2 separate regions of the Homo sapiens genome follow, and region 2 is linked to region 1. A link is a loop called in an ENCODE intact Hi-C map of the cell type or tissue named here. Cell type or tissue: mammary epithelial cell. All regions are shown on one strand. Links, peaks and the distances in the headings refer to the core of each region. The heading gives the core; the rest is flanking DNA. Region 1 overlaps PLPP4 (phospholipid phosphatase 4). Region 2 holds the start of PLPP4 (phospholipid phosphatase 4).

Region 1 (8,000 bases), core at 1-8,000:
CAAATGAAGGTACCCAGATAGCTCTGTTTAAACCTCTGTTCTGGTTTTAGCTGGTCAGTTTTTGGCCACTAATAAGACTACCCTGTGCTTCAACCTCTTGAGAGTGTCTTGTGTCTCTCTCCTTCTAGAATAAATGGGCAAGCACCCATAGAGCTGGTGAATATATTGAGATAAATTTTACCTCTCCCACCCTCAATGCCACATGGCAATTGCCACATGGCAGTTGTAACCTTTTACATTTCACTGCCTATATGCCAGGCTTTTTGCGGAGAGCTTAAGAAATGGTGGTCTAATTTAATTCCACCCAGCATCCCAGTGAGGAAGATGTCATTATTGTCCACATTTCACAGATGCAAAACTGCATTCCAAGAGAGATGAGGGAACTTGCCCAAGGTCACACAGCTAGTGAGCACAGCACCAGGTTCTAGCGGCCAGCTCTTGGAGCTCAGCTCTCAGCCAAGAGGCTGCCCTGAGGGTTGGGGGCAGAGTGTCTGGGACTCCTTGCTGATGCTAATGAAGCCCTGGAGAATTGGAGGATTACCATCAAACCTTTCTAGAACAGAGGAAATATTTAAGCTCCTCTTTGTTATGGAACGATAATGTCACTTTTGGATGGGCAGCCTCCCAGCAGTTTGAAGGTTATTCCTGTTGACCTGCCATGGTGTCTTGTGCCTCTCTGGGAACTGCTCCAGAAACTTCATAGACACACCGGGAACATTTTTGTATTTTGAAAGAAATCCCTCTGATTTTACAGAGGAAATTTTGTTAATTAGTGATGATTGGAAAGATCTGTGTTTTTGCAAACTCTTGGAAATGCCCATAATGCCAGCGAGCATTAAAGTATTATTTTAATTGCTTCTTAATAATTACTTTTCTACTGGAAAGTAAACTGGATTTTTATAAATCTTAGGGAAATTGACAAATTAGGGTGGTTGTGAGTAGGGAATTACTAACACATGACTACTAAAATCAGCCTTTTTTCATTTCTGCTGTAACTCAAATATTCTATAAATCCTAGATATAAAGGAAGCAGTGTGTGTGTAATGAGTTTACTCAATGGCTTTAATAGGGAGAAGCTTCTATTTATCAGTTACTCCTATTTTTCATAACATTTTACATTTCATGTGTTGTAAAAACACAATTTGGAGATGAATGTTCATATGGGATGTTGTGAGAAATCTGTGGCTGTGTCCTAGATTTATGAACAATGGATTGTTTTGAAGTCTAGATACAAATGCCACAAATATTCTGGCTACAGACGTAAATACGATGGAGCAATTTGCATGCTGGCGGTGGTAGAAATTAGTCAGTAGAGGGCTTATTCAGTGCTGGGGTTCTCAGAGAACAGAAGGATATTCAGCTACACATACTGATTCATACCCTCTATTCTAATGAAATAAGTTCAACCTTTTATTTCATTAATAGCAGTTGATAAATTTCATTCATTTGGTCACACGATTTAGTACAATTCCATAATAACATAAGGAAAGCAGTAGATACATTTATAATACCTATAACACAAAGATGAAAAATATTTTGTCACCCCATAAAAAAGATTTGTTCTCCTGGGTTTTAAGAATTTAATATAAGGCATTATATTATTTTGGTCTTTTAAAACCTTCAGATGTTAGTAGAAGAATTGGTAATAGAACATCCATTTTCACTGATGTATAAAATGGCTTGATTTTCTTTGAAAGCTCACATTTTTTCATTTACTACATAAAAAAATTCTTGGGGTCTCCTTTAATTTTGGTTGGAATGTTTTAATCTAAAGATGAACTTTCTTTCTTACCAAGGTGTTTTTTAAAGGTAGCTGGCATTGACTTGGATTTTCTTTTATTGGATAATGAATGCTTCTAGAGTCATCTGTGTGCAATTTAGAGGAGCCAATTCGGCAAATGTAACAAGAAAATTAACAGAATGATGGCTAGGGGATTAAGTGCAGAGTAAATGGTAATAATGTCACTGGAAGCCTCCTAACTTGCACTTTCGCTGTCTGTGGCACCATTAGCTCAGGTGATGTCTGTCACTCTGAAAGTTGGGTGTAGTTGGAACTGTTTGATTCCAAGAGCTTGTTTCCCTTGACAACCCAGTGTTCCTGTTGACCAGAGAGACTGGCTGAGAATTCTTTTCAGATGCACTCAAAAGTCTTGCTTAACATTTCTGGGATATGCCCAAGGCCTTTATGGAAGGCTGTTTCCTCATTCAAAAGAGGTACCGGTTTCCTGCTGAGTGTGAGAGGTTTATCAGAATATTTTTTAAAACCTACTTTTTGTGTAGGACAACTTAATCGGTATTAGTTGTTGCTCTTTGGTATACTTTTTGTTGTCTATAGTAGTTGTGTCTTTGTACATTCAGGGGACATTTTCAGGGAGCCTGCTGTGGGTAAAGAAAACCATAGGGGCTATAGGGGATGAGAAGTCCAATGAGACTTGGGAGGTACCCTCAGGGACCTTCCAGGATCCCTGGTACATTAGGATGGTACTCTAATACAAAATGGAATCTGAAAAGGGCCAGAGGAGAGGCTCAGGTAAACTTCTAGGGAAGTTCTTCATCATCATCATCATTATCATCATCATCATCATCATCATCATTATCATCATCATCATCAACAACAGTAAACATTTCTTGAATTCAGGGGCTGTGCTTATCACTTTATAAAGAACATCTCAGTTAATCTTCAGAATCCTTTGAGGTCAGCACTTTTGTTAATCTCATGTCAGTGGAGAAAACAAAACTGAGGAAATTATACAGCTTGTCCGAGATTATACAACTGTCAGTGGCTGAACCAGGATCTGAGCACTGGCTGTGAGTGCAAACTCTCACTTGGAGGCACTCCGCTGTGATGCTTCCTTGGTGATTGGTTAGGTGGAGAGGCGTGTAAAGGCAGAGAAATGGAGAGTGAGCCTGTGTGGGTCCTGTCAATAGGAGTTTGTTTGGAGTATCTATGCGTAAGGGCTAAGAAAGGGGGCAGGGATAGAGCTAGACTGGGGGTAGCTTTAGATTGGTTAATTACAAGCTAATTCAGTGGATGGTTATGAAACACTTGCCATGAGGAAAGATGAATAAGATATGGTTTCTAGTCTAGGGAGGGGCACAGACATGAACACAAGGTGAACAGTTCAGCATCACTAAAAAGCCTTGAGGAATAGGTAAGACTCAGTAAGAAGTTTAAGGAATGATAGGTTTTGCAAATTTTTTCCTTGGCTTCCAAAAGAAATCCACCCAAGGCCTATTCTTTGCCCTCTTCTCTTTTTGCTTCGACCGTGATATGTCCAGAAGATACATTCTCATAGACTATTACTGATAGATACTGTGTTGATTTGATACCAGGGTTTTCTATTCTGGGATAGGATGCTTCTAAGGAAGGCAGAAATAAAGTCATTTTGGGGAGGAAGAAGGAAGAAAAAGAGACAAGGCTGGATCATGATAGACAATTTAATTTTTAGGCTCTTTTTAAGAGTCTTAGACAGCTCTTTTATCTGTGATGGGATGTAATTGTTTACCCAGAGCAGGGCCTTTTCCAAGTGTCTGAGTGTCTTAAAGTTGTCTTTATAATCACCCTGCAGCACACCTTTCTGTCAAAAGCCAGAAATGAAGGCACTTTGGGCCCATTGTTTTGTTTTGTCTGTTGTGAATAAACCCCAGTGACAAGCTCCTCTCTGGCTAACACCCTCGCATCGAGGCTGCTCTGGCTTCGATCCCTTCTGGTTGTTAGAAGTCCTTGGCATCCTCATGCCCTCCCCCATCAAACACACTGCTTCACATTTTGTGGTTTCCCAGAAGCGCCCCGGCAGTGTGGTGCATGGTGCCTTACATCAGCAGGTGGGGATGACTCACTTTCTGGGTGCAGCACTGGCCAGGGATTGACGCCCCTTCCTGTGTTGATTCATGGGTGGATGCTCCATAACTTAGTTTGTCGTTTAGGGTATGGTCAGGGTGCCTGGGAGAGTTAGGCTCCCTCTTCTCTCCCCAACCTCCTCCTGCTACTCAAAGGTGCACACTACTTAGATCTAAGGGTGCAGGTGGGCTTGAATTGAAAATGCATCAATCCTATGTGTCTGGTGACAAGATCTTGATACCCTTTTAACAGTCTTTTCTAGAAAATAATGAAATACTAGTCAACAACCAGCATTTGCCGGATGCTAGCTCTCTGTTGGATCCTGTTGGTGGGCAGTTGGTTTGGGCTCCACAGTGGCCTACAAGGGGTCAACTCCCAGCTTTGCCATTCACTAGCTATGCAAATTTGGAAGATCACCTCCCCTCTTAGCACCTTACTTTCTTTATCTGTGAAAGGTGTCTTTAAGAACATGTCCCATCAAGCTCTAGAGAGCATCAGATGGGGGTGACAGACCTTTGGCACTTCACTTAGTGTGTGGCACCTAATCAGCATTCCATAACTATTAGTGAATTGAAATCCTGCCAATAATACTTGCCATGGATATTATTATCGTCATACCCATTTATAGATAAGGAAACTGAGAATCAAAGAGGTTACATGATTTGCTCAAGGACAAAGAATGGATAAGTGTCAGGAGCTAGGGCTGAACTCACCTCTCCTCAATCTGAGTCCATTCCGCACATTTTTTTTTGTACAGAGCTCTGGCTTCCCAGCCTGTGGAATACATACAAAACTAGCCACATTCCAGATCCTGCTTAATGATACATACACTATCTCTTTATGTGGGCACTGTGCAGTACAATTAGTAACTTTAAAGATGGTGTTCAATATATAATCTCTGCCAGCCTCAGTTTCCCCATCTGTAAACTAAAGCTTTTGGGCTAAGGGAATCACCGAGATTCAGGACTCCAACCCAGGAGCATGGCAACCCAGTCTGGGAGTCTTGGTCCTACTAGCTGTGTGCATTTGTGTGTTCACTCATCTCTCTGAGTTTTAGTTTGGTTATTTGTACAATGGGAATAATATTTTCCATAGCAGAATAGTTAGAAGATTGGAAAGTGTGAGGAAAGTCCATAACACGTAGTAGGTGCTTAAGATATGACAGCTGTCACTGAAATTTCTATGACTTATCTATGACCTGGAAACAAGCCTCCTTACCTTTCTTTTTTAACTTGGAAAAAAAGCATGCACTATGTTTTATTTAATGTTTACTTTCTAGGGTAGGAACTGCTCTAACATTGTGGTCAAAAGTGCAGAGCCTAATTTAGATGGTCTGGGTGCAACTCCTCATTTTACCACTTGATTAGTTGTGTGACTTCCAGCAGGTTGCTGAACCTCTCTGTGCTTTATTTTCCTATGCATTAAGTAAGAAGCCTTTTCCATGTAGGATTGCTGTGAGAAGTGAATGAGTTAATTTGCATGGGGTGCCTAGAATAGACTATAGTCCTTAGTAAGTTCTCAGTACACGTTAGCCTTTGTTATTGTAACCTAGGTATGTACATTCAGCAGCCCCATACTCATAACAAGTGAGCAGAACTCAAGTCCAAGAAGGGTTCAATATGTTCTCTGAATCCTGCAGCAGTGTTCGGCTGGAATTCTTTGTTTTCTCTCAGGTCTCAGTTAATAAGCTCTGACCACTCCCCATCTTCCTACCCTGGGCTCATCCTAGGATTTCCTAGGATTTGATTCTTTTAAAATTAGCCATGGAAACATTAACAGAAGAGAAAACAATACCAAGGGAGACTTTGCTTGCTCATGTTTTTCCTCCACCTCTGCCCATGTGTGGAGGTACAAGGGAGCATCCCCACCTTACGTCCCTCTGTACATCTTCATCTGCTCCCCTGGCTCGGGCAGCAGAACTGCAGCTACCAATGGCCTTTGTCGAAAGAGTGGAATGCTTATGCACTGGTTTCAATTCAGTCTGCTTTGCTGAGTGAAAGTGAGGTGGTGGGGTGCTTACTCGCCTCATTCCTCCTTTACCCAGTTCAGAGGTGTTTTGCCCTAGGAGGAAGTCGTTTTCCTAATGTGTTGGCTTCTGAAGTTCACCTCTTAATTCCAACTTTCATTTAAAAATGTTTGTGTACAAGGGGGTGAATGATACATGTAACTATGTCTCTATCCATCCTGATTCACGGACTGTGCTGCCCAAGGATATGGCAGATACATTTCCAGGAGAAGAATGAGACACTAGGGCCCATTGCTTTTAGGATGAGAGGAGGAAACAAGCCACATCTTGCAATCACACAGACACCTCTGCTGCAGCAACTCTGGGGTGGGAACCATGGCATTTTGAAGGCTGCATTCCCTTGCCTGGGAAGCCCTTGATATGGGGAGCCTTGGGCCCTCCTAGGTGCTTAGCATTGGCTCAAGAGCAGTTGATAGTGGTCCTAGAAAAGATACCAATATGCATCTACCTAGGAAATTTGCAGCATGAGTTAAATTAAGTCCAGCCTTGTTGGGGAAGTGGGGGTGAGGGTCCAATTAGGAAGAGGCAAGTTGAGGCAGGGCGCAGTTCTAAAGGAGACCACTGGGCCATCAGGCCATGAGCTTGGAGTCATTGGGCAGCTCTAATGAATTCTTCAGCCTGCACACCTGGCCTTGATCCTGAGCGCCTCCCACCTGGCACCCACATCTCCTATGTGGGCAGTGACTTTCTGCTCTGGAATTTCCTTTGGAAGCCTCATTGGGAAAGTCATCCCAACTCATACTTTTTTCTGGGGTTTCATTGTTGCCTAACCTTAGATTATACCAGCTGGGATTGCCTTGAAATGTTTCCTTCAAAACCATGTTGTTCTCCTATATAAACACTGACTTGGTAGTATCATTACTGGGTCGTCCACTATTTAGTGAGTTGCTTTCTCCTATTTGGGAGCACATTGCCTGGTCTGTATGCAGTGCTTAAAGGGACAGAAAACAGGAAGGTAAGCTGGTAGCCTTCATGTTTGGATTTGGAGAAACAAGGACTTCTTTGACCTTGACCATAACATTGGACTTTAGTAAGTGGTGCTTCAATTCTTGTTCTTTAAGCACTAAATGCATGAGACAAAAGTCTAAGGCATAATTCTCAATCATCAGCATCAGTACCATTTGAGATATTGTTAAAAATGTACATTTCCGGGCCAGGTGCGGTGGCTCACACCTGTAATCCCAGCACTTTGGGAGGCCGAGGTGGCGGATCATGAGGTCAGGAGATAGAGACCATCCTGGCTAACACGGTGAAACCCCATCTCTACTAAAAAAGTACAAAAACTTAGCCGGGCGTGGTGGCGGGCGCCTGTAGTCCCAGCTATTTGGGAGGCTGAGGCAGGAGAATGGCGTGAACCCAGGAGGCAGAGCTTGCAGTGAGCCGAGATCGCACCACTGCACTCCAGCCTGGGTGACAGAGTGAGACTCCGTCTCAAAAAAAAAACAAAATGTACATTTCCAGACCAGCTGTATAAGCATGTTTGAGGAAATCAGTACTTCAACAAGCCGTGTAGTTATTTAGGTGTGAGAGCTGCCCAATAATTTATGGCACAGACTTACTGGACCTCTTAACTCAGGAGTGTTGCCCTTCTGAATAGCCCCCAGGGGAATCCTCTGTTTTCTCTGTAGCAGTTCTGAATCTCCTCTAGTGCATCAGCCCTTTAGCACCTGAATACCCTCCATGGTGGCAAGACTTGCTTATTTGACTTTTAAACAATCCAAGTCATTCAGGGCCACAGCTGAATCATCAAACTGGTTACTACCACTTCTGGTCAGAAATAAATGGTAGCAGGTAAGGAGAGGGCTTTTTTCATGTCTCATACAAATGGCCTCTGAAGACAGTTCCCAAAGAGGAGTCCCCGAGATAATTTGAGCTCTAGCAGTCTGGTTGTAGTAAGGGTGTGGAGCATCTAAGCCTGCATTCATTTGGTTGAATTCTGTTTTTATAAAAGAAGAGCTCTTGGCCAACATGGTGAGACCCCATCTCTGCTAAAAATACAAAAATTAGCTGGGCGTGGTGGTGTGCACCTGTAGTCCCAGCTACTCAGGAGGCTGAGGCAGGAGAATTGCTTGAACCCGGGAGGTGGAGGTTGCAGTGAGCGGAGATCACTCCACTGCACTCCAGCCTGGTGAC
Region 2 (16,051 bases), core at 8,052-16,051, 53 kb before region 1:
GCTGTACATGAAGTACAAAGATGTCTTTATTTTTTATGTTGTTCTTGCCCTAATATTGCTGGATTCTAGTTACTGCCACAGCATCTATGGGAGGGGTCCTCAACCCCCGGGCCACAACCCCTTAGAAACTGGGCTGTACAGCAGGAGGTGAGTGATGAGTGGTGTGTGGGGAGTGAGCCAGAGAGTGAAGCTTTATCTGTATTTACAGCCACTCCCCATCGCTGGCATTACTGCCTGAGCTCCACCTCCTATCAGATCAGTGGTGACATTAGATTCTCACAGGAGCACAAACTCCATTGTGAACTGCACATGTGAGGAATCTAGGTTGCATGCTCCTTATGAGAATCTACTGCCTGGTGATCTGTCACTGTCTCCCACCACCCCCAGATGAGACTGTCTAGTTGCTGGAAAACAGGCTCAGGGATCCCACTGATTCTACATTATGGTGAGTTGTATAATTATGTCATTATATATTGCAATATAATAATAACAGAAACAAAGTGGACAATAAATGTAATACACCTGAATCACCCTGAAACCATCCCCACCACTCCAGTCCATGGAAAAATTGTCTTTGATGAAACCGGTCCCTGGTGCCAAAAAGGTTAGGGACTGCTGATCTATGGCAATGAGAATCCTATTGGAGGCTCCCACACGATTCTTTCTGGATGAAGTAAGGGAAATGATACTCTGACTTTTCACATGATGAATTTGAAAATAATACACATAGTTCCTCACTTAAACTTTTCTAAGAAATGAAGTACCAGCCAGGAGCGGTGGCTCATGCCTGTAATCCCAGCACTTTGGGAGGCCAAGGCAGGCGGATCATGAGATTAGGAGATCGAGATCATCCTGGCTAACATGGTGAAACCCCATCTCTACTAAAAATACAAAAAATTAGCTGGTGTGGTGGCAGGTGCCTGTAGTTCCAGCTACTCAGGGAGCTGAGGCAGGAGAAAGGCGTGAACCTGGGAGGCGGACCTTGCAGTGAGCCAAGATCACGCCACTGCACTCTAGCCTGGGTGACAGCGAGACTCCATCTCAAAAAAAAAAAAAAAAAAAAGAAAAAGAAAAGAAAAAAGAAATAAAGTACCATGTTTTTTCTGAAGATGTTATTAATTCATATATGTTCTCCTTTGATAGAACGGCATCTACTCTAAAGAAATGAAATGGGGGTGGTTCCAAGATGGCCAAATAGGAACAGCTCCAGTCTACAGCTCCCAGCATAAGCAACGCAGAAGACGGGTGATTTCTGCATTTCCAACTGAGGTACCAGGTTCATCTCACTGGGGCTTGTTGGACAGTTGGTGCAGGACAGTGGGTGCAGCGCACTGAGCGTGAGCCAAAGGAAAGCAAGGCATCGCCCCACCTGGGAAGCACAAGGGGTCAGGGAATTCCCTTTCATAGCCAAGCAAAGCTGTGACAGACGGCACCTGTCAAATCGGGTCACTCCCACCCTAATACTGCGCTTTTTCAATGGTCTTAGCAAATTGCATACCAGGAGATTATATCCCGCGCCTGGCTTAGAGGGTCCCACGCACACGGAGCCTCGCTCATTGCTAGCACAGCAGTCTGAGATCAAACTGCAAGGTGGCAGCAAGGCTGGGGGAGGGGCGCCCGCCATTGCTGAGGCTTGAGTAGGTAAACAAAGCAGCCGGAAAGCTCGAACTGGGTGGAGCCCACAGCAGCTCAAGGAGGCCTGCTTGCCTCTGCAGACTCCACCTCTGGGGGCAGGGCATAGCCGAACAAAAGGCAGCAGAAACCTCTGCAGACTTAAATGTCCCTGTCTGACAGCTTTGAAGAGAGTAGTGGTTCTCCCAGCATGGAGTTTGAGATCTGAGAACGGACAGACTGCCTCCTCAAGTGGGTTCCTGACCCCTGAGTAGCCTATCTGGGAGGCACACCTCAGTAGGGGCAGACTGACACCTCACACGGCCAGGTACTCCTCTGAGATGAAACCTCCAGTGGAAAGATCAGACAGCAACATTTGCTGTTCACCAATATTCGCTGTTCTGCAGCCTCTACTGCTGATACACAGGCAAGCAGGATCTGGAGTGGACCTCCAGCAAACTCCAACAGACCTGCAGCTGAGGGTCCTGACTGTTAGAAGGAAAACTAACAAACAGAAAGGACATCCACACCAAAACCCCATCTGTACATCACCATCATCAAAGACCAAAGGTAGATAAAACCACAAAGATGGGGAAAAAACAGAACAGAAAAACTGAAAATTCTAAAAATCAGAGTGCCTGTCCTCCTCCAAAGGAACGCAGCTCCTCACCAGCAATGGAACAAAGCTGGACGGAGAATGACTTTGACGAGTTGAGAGAAGAAGGCTTCAGATGATCAAACTTCTCTGAGGTAAAGGAGGAAGTTCAAACCCATCACAAATAAGTTAAAAACGTTGAAAAAAGATTAGATGTATGGCTAACTAGAATAACCAATGCAGAGAAGTCCTTAAAGGACCTGATGGAGCTGAAAACCATGGCACGAGAACTACGTGATGAATGCACAAGCTTCAGTAGCCAATTTGATCAACTGGAAGAAAGGGTATCAGTGATTGAAGATCAAATGAATGAAATGAAGCGAGAAGTTTAGAGAAAAAAGAATAAAAAGAAATGAACAAACCCTCCAAGAAATATGGGACTATGTGAAAAGACCAAATCTACATCTGATTGGTGTACCTGAAAGTGGCGGGGAGAATGGAAGCAAGTTGGAAAACACGCTCCAGGATATTATCCAGGAGAACTTCCCCAATCTAGCAAGGCAGGCCAACATTCAAATTCAGGAAATACAGAGAATGCCACAAAGATACTCCTCAAGAAGAGCAACTCCAAGACACGTAGTTGTCAGATTCACCAAAGTTGAAATGAAGGAAAAAATGTTAAGGGCAGCCAGAGAGAAAGGTCGGGTTACCCACAAAGGGAAGCCCATCAGACTAATAGCTGATCTCTCAGCAGAAACTCTGCAAGCCAGAAGAGAGTGGGGGCCAATATGCAACATTCTTAAAGAAAAGAATTTTCAACCCAGAATTTCATATCCAGCCAAACTAAGCTTCATAAGTGAAGGAGAAATAAAATACTTTTCAGACAAGCAAATGCTGAGAGATTTTGTCACCACCAGGCCCGCCCTAAAAGAGCTCCTGAAGGAAGCGCTAAACATGGAAAGGAACAGCTGGTACCAGCCGCTGCAAAATCATGCCAAAATGTAAAGACCATCGAGACTAGGAAGAAACTGCATCAACTAACAAGCAAAATAACCAGCTAACATCATAATGACAGGATCAATTTCACACATAACAATATTAACTTTAAATTGTAAATGGACTAAATGCTCCAATTAAAAGACACAGACTGGCAAATTGGATAAAGAGTCAAGACCCATCAGTGTGCTGTATTCAGGAAACCCATCTCATGTGCAGAGACACACATAGGCTCAAAATAAAGGGATGGAGGAAGATCTACCAAGCAAATGGAAAACAAAAAAAGGCAGGGGTTGCAATCCTAGTCTCTGATAAAACAGATTTTAAACCAACAAAGATCAAAAGAGACAAAGAAAGCCATTACGTAATGGTAAAGGGATCAATTCAACAAGAAGAGCTAACTATCCTAAATATATATGCACCCAATACAGGAGTATCCAGATTCATAAAGCAAGTCCTTAGAGACCTACAAAGAGACTTAGACTCCTACACAATAATAATGGGAGACTTTAACACCCCACTGTCGACATTAGACAGATCAATGAGACAGAAAGTTAACAAGGATATCCAGGAATTGAATTCAGCTCTGCACCAAGCGGATCTAACAGACATATACAGAACTCTCCACCCCAAATCAACAGAATATACATTCTTCTCAGCACCACACCACACCTATTCCAAAATTGACCACATAGTTGGAAGAAAAGCACTTCTCAGCAAATGTAAAAGAACAGAAATTATAACAAACTGTCTCTCAGACCACAGTGCAATCAAACTAGAACTCAGGATTAAGAAACACACTCAAAACCACTCAACTACATGGAAACTGAACAACCTGCTCCTGAATGACTACTGGGTACATAACAAAATGAAGGCAGAAATAAAGATGTTCTTTGAAACCAATGAGAACAAAGACACAACATACCAGAATCTCTGGGACACATTTAAAGCAGTGTGTAGAGGGAAATTTATAGCACTAAATGCCCACAAGATAAAGCAGGAAAGATCTAAAATTGACACCCTAACATCATAATTAAAAGAGCTAGAGAAGCAAGAGCAAACACATTCAAAAGCTAGCAGAAGGCAAGAAATAACTAAGATCAGAGCAGAACTGAAGGAGATACAGACACAAAAAACTCTTCAAAAAAATCAATGAATCCAGGATCTGGTTTTTTGAAAAGATCAACAAAATTGATAGACCACTAGCAAGACTAATAAAGAAGAAAAGAGAGAAGAATTAAATAGACAAAATAAAAGTGATAAAGGGGATATCACCACTGATCCCACAGAAATACAAACTACCATCAGAGAATACTGTAAACACCTCTACAGAAAATCTAGAAGAAATGAATAAATTCCTCGACACATACACCCTCCCAAGACTAAACCAGGAAGCAGTTGAGTCTCTGAATAGACCAATAACAGGCTCTGAAATTGAGGCAATAATTAATAGCTTACCAACCAAAAAAAGTCCAGGACCAGATGGATTCACAACCGAATTCTACCAGAGGTACAGGAGGAGCTGGTACCATTCCTTCTGAAACTATTCCAATCAACAGAAAAAGAGGGAATCCTCCCTAACTCATGTTATGAGGCCACCATCATCCTGATACCAAAGCCTGGCAGAGACACAACAAAAAAAGAGAATTTTAGACCAATATCCCTGATGAACATTGATGCAAAAATCCTCAATAAAATACTGGCAAATTGAATCCAGCAGCACATCAAAAAGCTTATCCACCATGATCAAGTGGGCTTCATCCCTGGGTTCAACATACACAAATCAATAAATGTAATCCAGCATATAAACAGAACCAAAGACAAAAACCACATGATTATCTCGATAGATGCACAAAAGGCCTTTGACAAAATTCAACAGCCCCTCATGCTAAAAACTCTCAATAAATTAGGTATTGATGGGACATATCTCAAAATAATAAGAGCTATTTATGACAAACACACAGTCAATATCATACTGAATGGGCAAAAACTGGAAGCATTCCCTTTGAAAACTGGCACAAGACAGGGATGCCCTCTCTCACCACTCCTATTCAACATAGTAATGGAAGTTCTGGCCAGGGCAATCAGGCAGGAGAAAGAAATAAAGGGTATTCAATTAGGAAAAGAGGAAGTCAAATTGTCCCTGTTTGCAGATGACATGATTGTATATCTAGAAAATCCCATCGTCTCAGCCCTTAATCTCCTTAAGCTGATAAGCAACTTCAGCAAAGTCTCAGGATACAAAATCAATGTGCAAAAATCACAAGCATTCTTATACACCAATAACAGACAAACAGAGAGCCAAATCATGAGTGAACTCCCATTCACAATTGCCTCAAAGGGAATAAAATACCTAGGAATCCAACTTACAAGGGATGTGAAGGACCTCTTCAAGGAGAACTACAAACCACTGCTCAATGAAATAAAAGAGGACACAAACAAATGGAAGAACATTCCATGCTCATGGAGAAGAAGAATCAATATCGTGAAAATGGCCATACTGCCCAAGGTAATTTACAGACTCAATGCCATCCCCATCAAGCTACCAATGACTTTCTTCACAGAATTGGAAAAAACTACTTTAAAGTTCATATGGAACCAAAAAAGAGCCCACATTGCCAAGTCAATCCTAAGCCAAAAGAACAAAGCTGGAGGCATCATGCTACCTGACTTCAAACTATACTACAAGGCTACAGTAACCAAAACAGCATGGTACTGGTACCAAAACAGACATATAGACCAATGGAACAGAACAGAGCCCTCAGAAATAATACCACACATCTACAACTATCTGATCTTTGACAAACCTGGCAAAAACAAGAAATGGGGAAAGGATTCCCTATTTAACAAATGGTGCTGTGAAACCTGGCTAGCCATATGTAGAAAGCTGAAACTGGATCCCTTCCTTACACCTTATACAAAAATTCATTCAAGATGGATTAAAGACTTATATGTTAGACCTAAAACCATAAAAACCCTAGAAGAAAACCATAAAAACCCTAGAAGAAAACCTAGGCAATACCATTCAGGACATAGGCATGGGCAAGGACTTCATGTCTAAAACACCAAAAGCAATGGCAACAAAAGCCAAAATTGATAAATAGGATCTAATTAAACTAAAGAGCTTCTGCACAGCAAAAGAAACTACCACCAGAGTGAACAGGCAACCTACAGAATGGGAGAAAATTTTTGCAATCTACTCATCTGACAAAGGGCTAATATCCAGAATCTACAAAGAACTCAAACAAATTTACAAGAAAAAAAAAAACAACCCCATCAAAAATTGGGCAAAGGATATGAACAGACACTTCTCAAAAGAAGACATTTATGCAGCCAAAAAACATGAAAAAATGCTCATCATCACTGTCCATCAGAGAAATGCAAATCAAAACCACAATGAGATATCATCTCACACCAGTTAGAATGGCGATCATTAAAAAGTCAGGAATCAACAGGTGCTGGAGAGGATGTGGAGAAATAGGAACAATTTTACGCTGTTGATGGGACTGTAAACTAGTTCAACCATTGTGGAAGACAGTGTGGCGATTCCTCAGGGATCTAGAACTAGAAATACCATTTGACCCAGCCATCCTATTACTGGGTATATACCCAAAGGAATATAAATCATGCTGCAATAAAGACACATGCATACGTGTTTATTGTGGCACTACTCACAATAGCAAAGACTTGGAACCAACCCAAATGTCCATCAATGATAGACTGGATTAAGAAAATGTGGCACATATACACCATGGAATACTATGCAGCCATAAAAAATGATGAGTTCATGTCCTTTGTAGGGACATGGATGAAGCTGGAAACCATCATTCTCAGCAAACTATCAAAAGGACAAAAAACCAAACACCACATGTTCTCACTCATAAGTGGGAATTGAACAATGAGAACACTTGGACACAGTAATGGGAACATCACACACCAGGGCCCATTGTGGGATGGGGGGAGTGGGGAGGGATAGCATTAGGAGATATACCTAATGTAAATGACAAGTTAATGGGTGCAGCACACCAACATGGCACATGTATACATATGTAACAAACCTGCATGTTGGGCATATGTACCTTAGAACTTAAAGTATAATAAAAAAAATATAAAAAAAGAAATTGACTATGCTAAAGGCATTATTAACAACAAAAAAAGTAAGTGCAAATGTTTACCTTTGCTGTCAAATATCTAAATTTGAATGGACAACCAATAATTTCTATTAACGAGCTTTAAAGAGAGTAATTCTGGAATTTGGAGACATAATATTTTATGCTTTAATATAAATTTAAACTATTACAAAACAAAAGATATGAAATGGTTAATTTATTTTACTGTGCTTTACTTCTTCCCTGGAAGTAGGAAAATGACCTTTTATTTTATTGTTATTATTATTATTTGAGACACAGTTTTAGTCTGTCATCCAGGCTGGAGTGCAGTGGCACGATCTCAGCTCACTGCAACCTTCTCCTCTGGTTCAAACAATTCTCTTGCCTCAGCCTCCCGACTAGCTGGGACTACAGGCACCCACCACCACATTTGGCTAATTTTTGTGTTATTAGTAGAGACAGGGTTTCACCATGTTGACCAGGCTGGTCTCGAACTCCTGACCTCCAGTGATCTGCCTGCCTCAGCCTCCCAAAGTGCTGGGATTAAAGGTGTGAGCCACCGTGCCTGGCCAGAAAATTACTTTTTATTATGTGGAATTTGGCCTAATGCAGTTCCGCATCAGGTCTAGTGCCATATTCTCAGAGGTCTTATAAATATTGCTGCTTGAAAGAAGGTGAAATGAAGGAATATTTAGATTGGTAAAGAGAAGACTCTGTCTTCCTCCCTCTCGCTCTACATATCTATCCCTATCTTCTTTTGTAGTTGTAGGATAATTAAAGGGCTATATTGTAGAAGAATAGACATTACATTTATTCTATGTGGCCCCCAAAAAACAATTTGGGCCCATCGATGTAGGCTAGAGGCAAATCTCTTTCTACTCAAACATCTGCTTCTACTCAAACATCTGTTTCTACTCAAAAATCTGTTTCTACTCTCCCTGGAAATGGAATGAGTGATGAGTGATTTCTACATCCCTGGAGGTGTCAAGCAGATATTTATTGAGACCATTATGGAAGATATTCATGGACCAGTTTGAAGTTGGTAACCTTCTAAAATCCCTCTTGGATCGCAGCTACATCATCAAGTTCATGCCAGGCAGCTACAGAGGAAAGTTTGGATATGTGCATCTTTGTGGATAAGGGTCGCTGTGCTGGCTGCCTGTTACCAGGACAGCTCTTAGTGCAACTGGGTAGGTAGCACTCAGATACAGAGTATAACTTCTGGAAATGAGATGATAAGAAATTGTTGCAAGTTTGTGTTCTCTCTGAGGTGGCTTTGGGTTTTGGAAACAGTCAAAAGTCTGGTCAATTTGGGGTCAGCATGCTGGACAATACTGTTTGGGGGTTTAAAAAAAACTCTAACAACATAAGCATAACTACAGAGGGATGGAATTTATTTTCTTGGCATGCCCATAAGCTCAATATGAAATATTGGGGAATATGAAATATGAAGCTCAATATGAAATATGGGGAAATGGGAGATTTCCCCAAAGTGGCACTTTGAAAATGTGTGCAGCCACAAAAGCATTGGAGAAAGCTACACTCAATGAGTGTCTAGATTTTTCAAAGTGATTTTTCAAAGATCAGTCTCGCACTTTACAGCTATGTTGTTCATCATGTCTTGGTAGGGGGATTGCCATGTTTATTCTCTTTCTTATGATAAAGCATTTCTGAGGCTGCTGAAGCTCTGACCCATGGTTCCGTCACCAGAGGACTCATCACATTCCATGGGGATCTTAAAAAGACCCAGCAGGGGCTGCCAAGCCTGGCACCTAGGTGCTGTGGCTGGATCATGTTATCTAACCTGGCTCTGTTTCTTGACTCCCTGTAAGCTCATTTGTCTGCTGGTGCAGCAACATGACATTTCAGGAGGGCTCTACCTGCTTGGCATATGCTCATAGCTGAACAGCTGCGAGAGCCAGCTACCTCCAAACACATGGAAGGAATGTGGCGGGTGGCAGGTGGCGGGGTGGGGTGGCGGGTGGTGGGGGGTAGGGGGGTGGGTGTTGCTTCCTGCTTTTTGTGATTTGGGGCACTGAAGATGCCATCTGCAGTACTTTTCAGAGGTATCAGAGCCTATCTGCCCTTCAAGAAGGATCTGGATTAAATTATAGATCCTTCTGTGTGAGAGAGCCCCCAGAGACATCCTGATCCAGGTTTATATAATGAATAAGGCTAGAGCTTTCCCTTGACAACAGGCTTTGGTAAATGGAAAAAGGGATCATTAGAGGAGATGACAGGGTTGCCAAAGGGACTGGAGAAAGAAGAGACTGGGCAGCTGAAGACAAGCATCAAGGATGACATCATAGCTTTGTTTAAAGCCACCTTCAGAGAACACAAACTTACAACAAATTGCAAATCTGTATTGACAGTTGTAGAAATTGGGCAGCCTTATCATGGAGCACCCAGAATAACTCCCTTTTACTGGTTAATGATCGTGGGGTTGGACAAGAATGGTTGGGGATGACCCCACCATGCAGCATGGAACAGGATGGCCCCTGGTTGTTTACTTTCCCATCAAACATTCTCCCTGCTCCAAAGCATCAGCCCTGTATATGTAGGGTCACCTCTCCCCAGTCTCGGAAGCTTTGGGTAGGGATGAAGCATGTGACCAGGCTTGAGACAATCAATTCATCATGGTTCCCTGACTGCAGTGATTGGTTCAGGGTTGGCAGCAACAATGACATTCTACGACACTTTTGCTGGGAGTGCTGGGACCTAGGCAGAGGTCTTTCTAGTCAGACTTGAACTTGAGAGGGTGTAAAGCTGGAATGCCTGCAGCCATCTTGAAACTACCAGGAGCCTGAGACTGAAGTCAATGCAGTGCAGACAGAGCAGAGAGTTGGAAAGAACCAGGTACTGATGACATTGCTTGCACTCAGAATTCAGTCATGTGTGAAGGCTGACCTTCCATTGGACTTTTCAGTTGTCTTTTCTTAAATAAGTTTAGGTTGAGCCATCTGTTGTTTGTCACCATAGAAGCGTTGACTGTGATAGTTCCGAGTAGCTGGTGGGACAGGACTGATGCAATGATGTAAGTTGCAAGGTGGTGTGTAGCAATTCCCTGTAAGGAAATGCTTTTGAAAGAGCCATCTGAAGAGGGTACATGCTCCCTCAAGGGTGAATGCCTTTTCAGTGGCAGGATTTGCACCCTGCACTGGATGAGCACTTGGGGGAGATAATGGAGAATAAATTCCAGCAAAATGGGGGGTTTTATTGGGCACTTCTTTCGATCTATGTGTTTCAGAGTCTCTTAATGACCATGAAGTGAAGTTACATGCCCCTTCTGACTCCCTCTCTGGGTATCTCTATACAAATACGAAGTGATAAACTGAATATTCTCTCTGTGACCCTGGTAACAGACCCTGGTGGGCAGGATTGTCACGACTACGTCTCCTCCACCAACCTAACCTCGGGTGGTTTCTCTGCTCTGTCAGACAGGGTAACTCCTTTTGCCCTCCAAAACCACTTCCACCTTCTGCTCCTTGCACCTACTTTCTTGCCCCTACCAAGAATTTCTCCCCCTTATTTTTTTCTTTCTTTGCCTTACAAAAGCCAGCTCATTTTTTTTTCCTTTTCTTTTTTTTCTTTTTTTTTCAGATGGAGTCTCACTTTGTCGCCCAGGCTGGAGTGCAGTGGCGTGATCTCGGGCTCACTGCAACCTCCACCTCCCGGGTTCAAGCGATTCTCCTGCCTCATCCTCCTGAGTAGCCAGGACTACAGGCATGCGCCACCATGCCCAGCTAATTTTTGTATCTTGAGTAGAGATGGGGTTTCACCCTGTTGGCCAGGATGGTGTCGATCTCTTGACCTCATGATCCTCCTGCCTCGGGCTCCCAAAGTGCTGGGATTACAGACATGAGCCATCGCGCCTGGTCCAAAAGCCAGCTCCTTTCCGTGAGGCTGTGTCCTCAGGCTATCTCAGACTGATGATGTGGTTCCAACTTCTGACCTCTGAGCGATCCAGATTTCTGAAGCATGTGTTTGTGACTTATTAATACTGCTTTGCATACTTCCCTGATGTCTCCTTGTGGTCTATCAGCTCCCCATCTTCTTGAAGGCAGAGACAGATTATGAATCGTCTCACCCAGCACACAACTTTGCACAGGCTGTACTCAAACTCAGCAGATGCTTATAGGTAAGTGGTGCCCCAATGTCAGGGGCTATTGTCAGAATGCCCTGCTGGAATATGGCCACCTGACAATCTCAGACCGAGATCATCAGTGTTCACTAGGCTGCCTATGGGCTCTCCTACAGCACTTTGCCAATCCGTGGGAGTTGTTATGTCCAAGGTAGTTGCTGGGCCCAAGATACAGAGGAGACAGAAGCATACCTCCTCCCTCCAAGACCTTCCTACCTTACCTGCACCTGACACCCCATGTGCCTGATGATATATACGTGTATATATATATCATATATATAGCCATATATAATATATATGAATGAATATATCATATATATAGCCATATATATATATATATATGTATGAATAAATATTTATTCATTTACTAAGTACCAACCAGGTATCCACAGTGTGCCGGGCACTGGGCATAGAGTGATGAGGAATGCAGATACAGCTCCTGCCTGTGGTGCCTCAGGGCTGGAGTCCCTCCCACACAGAGCCTGGGTTGTTCCTACTCCCTCTGCCTCTCTCTCTCTAGACCCTGAGATATCTGGGCTCAGGTATCTCTGATCTGCACGTGTTTCCTTTGGAGGTAGGGTCTGTTTGCCCTTTGCTGATGCCAAGGGCTTCCTCCTAAGTTCTTTCTACCTGCTCCCCCTTTTATCCAGGACTGAGCCATAGCTCCTTAGTCCCAGGAACCACCTTCTAATCCGTGTCCTCTGCTCACACAATTTTGGCTGGGTCTCTCCTAAAATCCAAGAGAGGCCTGGGCTCCCCAGGAACAACCTAATGGTTATAATCACTGTGTGTTTTGCATTTTAAATGTCTGCTTGGTTTAAATTAGTGAAGCCAAGAAGTCAAAATTCTAAGAAAAGTAAATAAAATTCTGACCGGTTTGGGAAAAGCAAATCCAAGCTCCTGCTGGGCTCCAGCTGGAGGTCGTGACCCCTAGGCTGCGAGGGTTGGGCTTTTGGCTCTTAACCTGAGGATGAGGCTCTGGGTTCTACCTGCTGCCTGGCTGACGGCTGGTTGAATGCTGTGTCAGCGACGAGCGACCCTGACTTCCCACACACCGGCCAGGCCAGGGACGGTGGCAGGAGCTTTTTCATATTCCACAGTTCAGCAGCCCCAAGCTGCTGGGGGCGGAGGACAGGTGGTGGGGGAGAGAGGATTCGGTCCCCAGGGGCCACCTGGCGCTGGTGGCATGGCGGGGAGCCAGGCTTGCCTTTGCCCTCTCTCTGTGCCGGAGCCCTGGACCCTGGCTGGCATCTCCTGAGAGCAAAGCGAAGCCCGCGAGTGATCTCTGGGGAACTTCCTAGAAAAAAGAAAGAATTTCAGGTTCGAACGGTGTAGGGAGGGCCGAACACGGGAGCAAGGTTGGCCAGGGCTGCCCTGAGCCCTGGAGAATCCCCAGAGCGATCGTCCACTACATGCCCACGTGCGTGCGTGTGCCAGGGAGCGAGAGCCCGGACAGCGGGAGTCGGAGGCAGGACCAGGAGCTGCAGAGGGGCCGCGGGCAGAGCCCCAGCGAGCGCGCTGCCCTGGCGCGGAGCCCAGGGGCCGCCCACTGGCGGGGGAGGCGGGGAGCGCGCAGGGAGGCGGCGGCGGCGGTGGGGCTTCCCCGGGCTTCCCCTCCCCGGTCCGCGGGTGCCCGGCGCGGGCCCAGGAGGCGGAGGCGGCTCCTGGGGAGAGGGATCCGGGAGTCCCTGAGGCGGCCCCGGCTCCGCACTAGGAGGCGGGGTCCGCAGTATCGCCAGCGGCCGGCGCGGCTTCCCGGAGCCCCGGAGCCCGAGGCGCGAGGTTTAGGCTGAGCCCTCCCCGGCGCCTGCCCCCGCCCGGCGCCCGCCTCCGCCCCCGCCCGCGGCCTGGAGCGCGCCTCCCTCGCCTCCCAGGGTCTGGCGAGCCGGCGCCGGCCGAGCTGCGGGAGCCGCGGAGAGCACCAGCTGACGCCGCGGGAGCTGCTCCGGCCGCACCATGCGGGAGCTGGCCATTGAGATCGGGGTGCGAGCCCTGCTCTTCGGAGTCTTCGTGTAAGTAGTGGCGCACCGCGGGCAGGGCGCACTGACGCGGGGGAACAACCGACCAAGCCTCTCTGTGCCCTAACTTAGTTTGCGCAGCCGCTTCCCACTGGGGCCTGGGTTCGAGGTCCCTTCCCCGCCAAGTGCCCGCAACGTGTCCTACGGGACCAAGAGAGACCCTTCCTCTCTCCTTCCTGGGACCCTAGGCGCGGAGCGACCACCGCGCGCCGAGGCTGAGACCTGCTCCCGGGTCTCACCGGGCCCGCGCCTGTCGCCAGCCCCGCACCACCTGCCCGGGGGATCCAGGGCTGCACCTCTAAACAGGGACGCGCACCCTGGCCCGTGCCCTCGGGAAGTTTCTCCTTCTGTGTGATCTTTGAGGCCCACGTTGGAAGTCTTTACCCCTGGCCCCGTCTCCGATTCCTCCCCGCTGTGCCCAGGGCCAGACTCCTTCCGTGTCCCTGGCTTTAGCGCCCGCGGTCCTGGCGAGCGTTTTCCCAGCGGGCGTTTGCGGCGCTTCTCCTACTGAGAAACTGTTGCTGTGGAGGCTTGAGAAGTCAAGGGGCTGCAGGCCGGGGTGGGATACACACACCCTGGAGCTCTGTGCCCGGTCGATGTCCGCTTTGGGGGCGGAGGCCCTCCAGGGGTAGCCGTGAAATGCCCAGGGTGGCTTTGAGCGGCTGGCACTGAGAACAGCGATCCCGAAAAGAAGAAGGGGTGGTGGCGCAGGTTCTTTCAGAGATGCCTGAGCCTCCTCCGTGCGCCCAGGGACCCACCGCTCATTGACTTCCAGGGCCCAAGCTGCAGGGAGCTGTCACATCTCTCTTTCAGACCTGAGCCCAGAACACCAGCTCAGAGCCACCCCGCAGCCTCCCGTGAGCTGCTGTCACCTAGGCACCCACACCTGCACTGGTCCCTCCATCAGTGAGCCAAATTCTCTCCCCCTCTCTGCCCATGGATGTTTTCTGCCACATTCTAAGTATTAAAGTTACATGAACTTTTTGGATTTGCCATGCATTTATTTATTTGTTTGTTTTTGTTTTCGTTTCTGGAAAAGCCCTCCCGAGCCAAACAGGAGGCCCTCTTTGAATTTCTGCCTCAATCTGGAGTCATCCATGGCAGGTGTGCTGTGTCAAAGATGACTTCTGTTCTGGGCAGCCCAGGGGATACACATGGAAAGAAATGCCCTTTCTTGCATGTTTTTCTTTAGCAGGGATTAAATTCATCCAGAGTATTTATTCACACCATCAGAAAAGGCCATGAGCTCCCCCAGATGCAAGCAAGCCCCCCTCTCCCGCCTTCTGCCCGAACACTGGTGTTATTCACTGGGAAGAAGGAACGAGAACTTCAGTTGGATTTTGATGCATTTGGAAAAACAAAACACTCTTCCCTTCTCCTACTCTATTTTCTACCTTTGGAATGTACGTTAAAACTAATGATTGCTGTGTGATCAGATGGGGACAGTTTCTAATTGGCAGATGGGCTAAAACCTCATTAAATTATTATGTGATAGAAATGATAAACTAGTTTTCAGTGCACAGTAGAATTTAACATTTGTTGGGTGAATGTAGGAAGAATGCTGAGATAAAGTGAGATAGGCTCTTACACTATCTCACTATCTGGTTTGACTGCTGCTGGGGGTGCTCAGATAAAAAAGGGTCCAACAATATGTAAAAATATTTATAGTTTTCAGGTGTCCCTTCCAATATCCCCCCCAAATATTTATGAGATGTTTACAGATATACAATGGTCTATGCAGTAAATTTGAAAACTTGGTAATTATTGCTTATGCGCGTCTTGCTTTTTCTAAGGGTGTCATGTAAAAGCTGGACAGGCAGTTTATGTTCTGTTCTCTGAAGTTCCCTCTTGTGTTACTTAATAGGGGATCTGTTGTCACACATGGACATTGATAGCATTTTTGGATGACTCCCAGGTTTCTTATCAAGTTGTTAACAGTGTGTCCAACTTGTGGCTCTTTTACCTGCAAAAACCAGCTTTGGTATTGATGCGAGCCTCCCTAGGGGGCAGATCTTGGATGTTCAGATGCTGTTAGTATCAGGCATGTACCGACTTCTGGGAGGACGGCTGGGAGCATGCAGAAACAGATGACCCTTTGTTTTCTCAGATAAGCGTCTGGCACCTTGACAGAGGCTGACTTTTGGGGGAAGTTTAATTCTTCCTTTTGCCAGTACTGGAAATGATGGCAATATTGGGTTGTACCTACCTCTGCTCACGAAGATGGTGGTCTTAGCAGCACAGGGGTTTAGAAAGTGCCCCTGGGCAGGCTGAATCCGATTTCCCTGCTTCAGCCAGTGTAGCTCAGCAGCTAGTTTTGCTTGGTATTTCTACCCTATTGCTCAGGATGAAAGAATTATCTGCGGGGAGAGGGGGTATCTTGCTTCTTTGCAAACTTATGCCCCCGGAGAAACATCACCTGTAGATGTGCCTGTTCTCTGACTACATTTGCTCTGCATGAGAGCAGGGATCCTGTTACCCGTAGCCCATATGCTCCTCAAAGATTCCAAGTGAGAGCTAAGAAAATGCATTTTGGGCCCACGGGTAGTAGGGATGCAAGCTTTTCCTTACTGACTCTTAAAGA

Evidence for each region. Peaks named below come from ENCODE experiments on the same cell type or tissue, not always from the same donor. Only the 100,000 strongest peaks of a DNase experiment are listed, where the experiment ranks them.
Region 2: it touches region 1 in a loop (8-fold over the local background); 2 of 110 quality-filtered maps call a loop at or near these places.

What each region holds. Positions count from the first base shown.
Region 1 is chr10:120,504,794-120,512,793 of GRCh38, forward strand. The region is part of intron 2 of PLPP4 (phospholipid phosphatase 4); the gene reads left to right. Among named protein-coding and RNA genes, the nearest start is that of PLPP4, 52 kb to the left of the region's middle. RefSeq lists an enhancer at 1-214. In mammary epithelial cell, for the core only: a CTCF peak has its summit at 6,424; DNase peaks (open chromatin) are centred at 1,278, 2,108, 3,808, 6,588 and 1 weaker place; H3K27ac peaks cover 5,791 bases.
Region 2 is chr10:120,443,898-120,459,948 of GRCh38, forward strand. PLPP4 (phospholipid phosphatase 4) reads left to right here and starts at 13,330. Exons shown (of 7, transcript NM_001030059.3): 1 at 13,330-13,464. The coding sequence starts at 13,409. In mammary epithelial cell, for the core only: no CTCF peak of the experiment used is centred there; no DNase peak of the experiment used is centred there; H3K4me3 peaks cover 825 bases; H3K27me3 peaks cover 1,610 bases.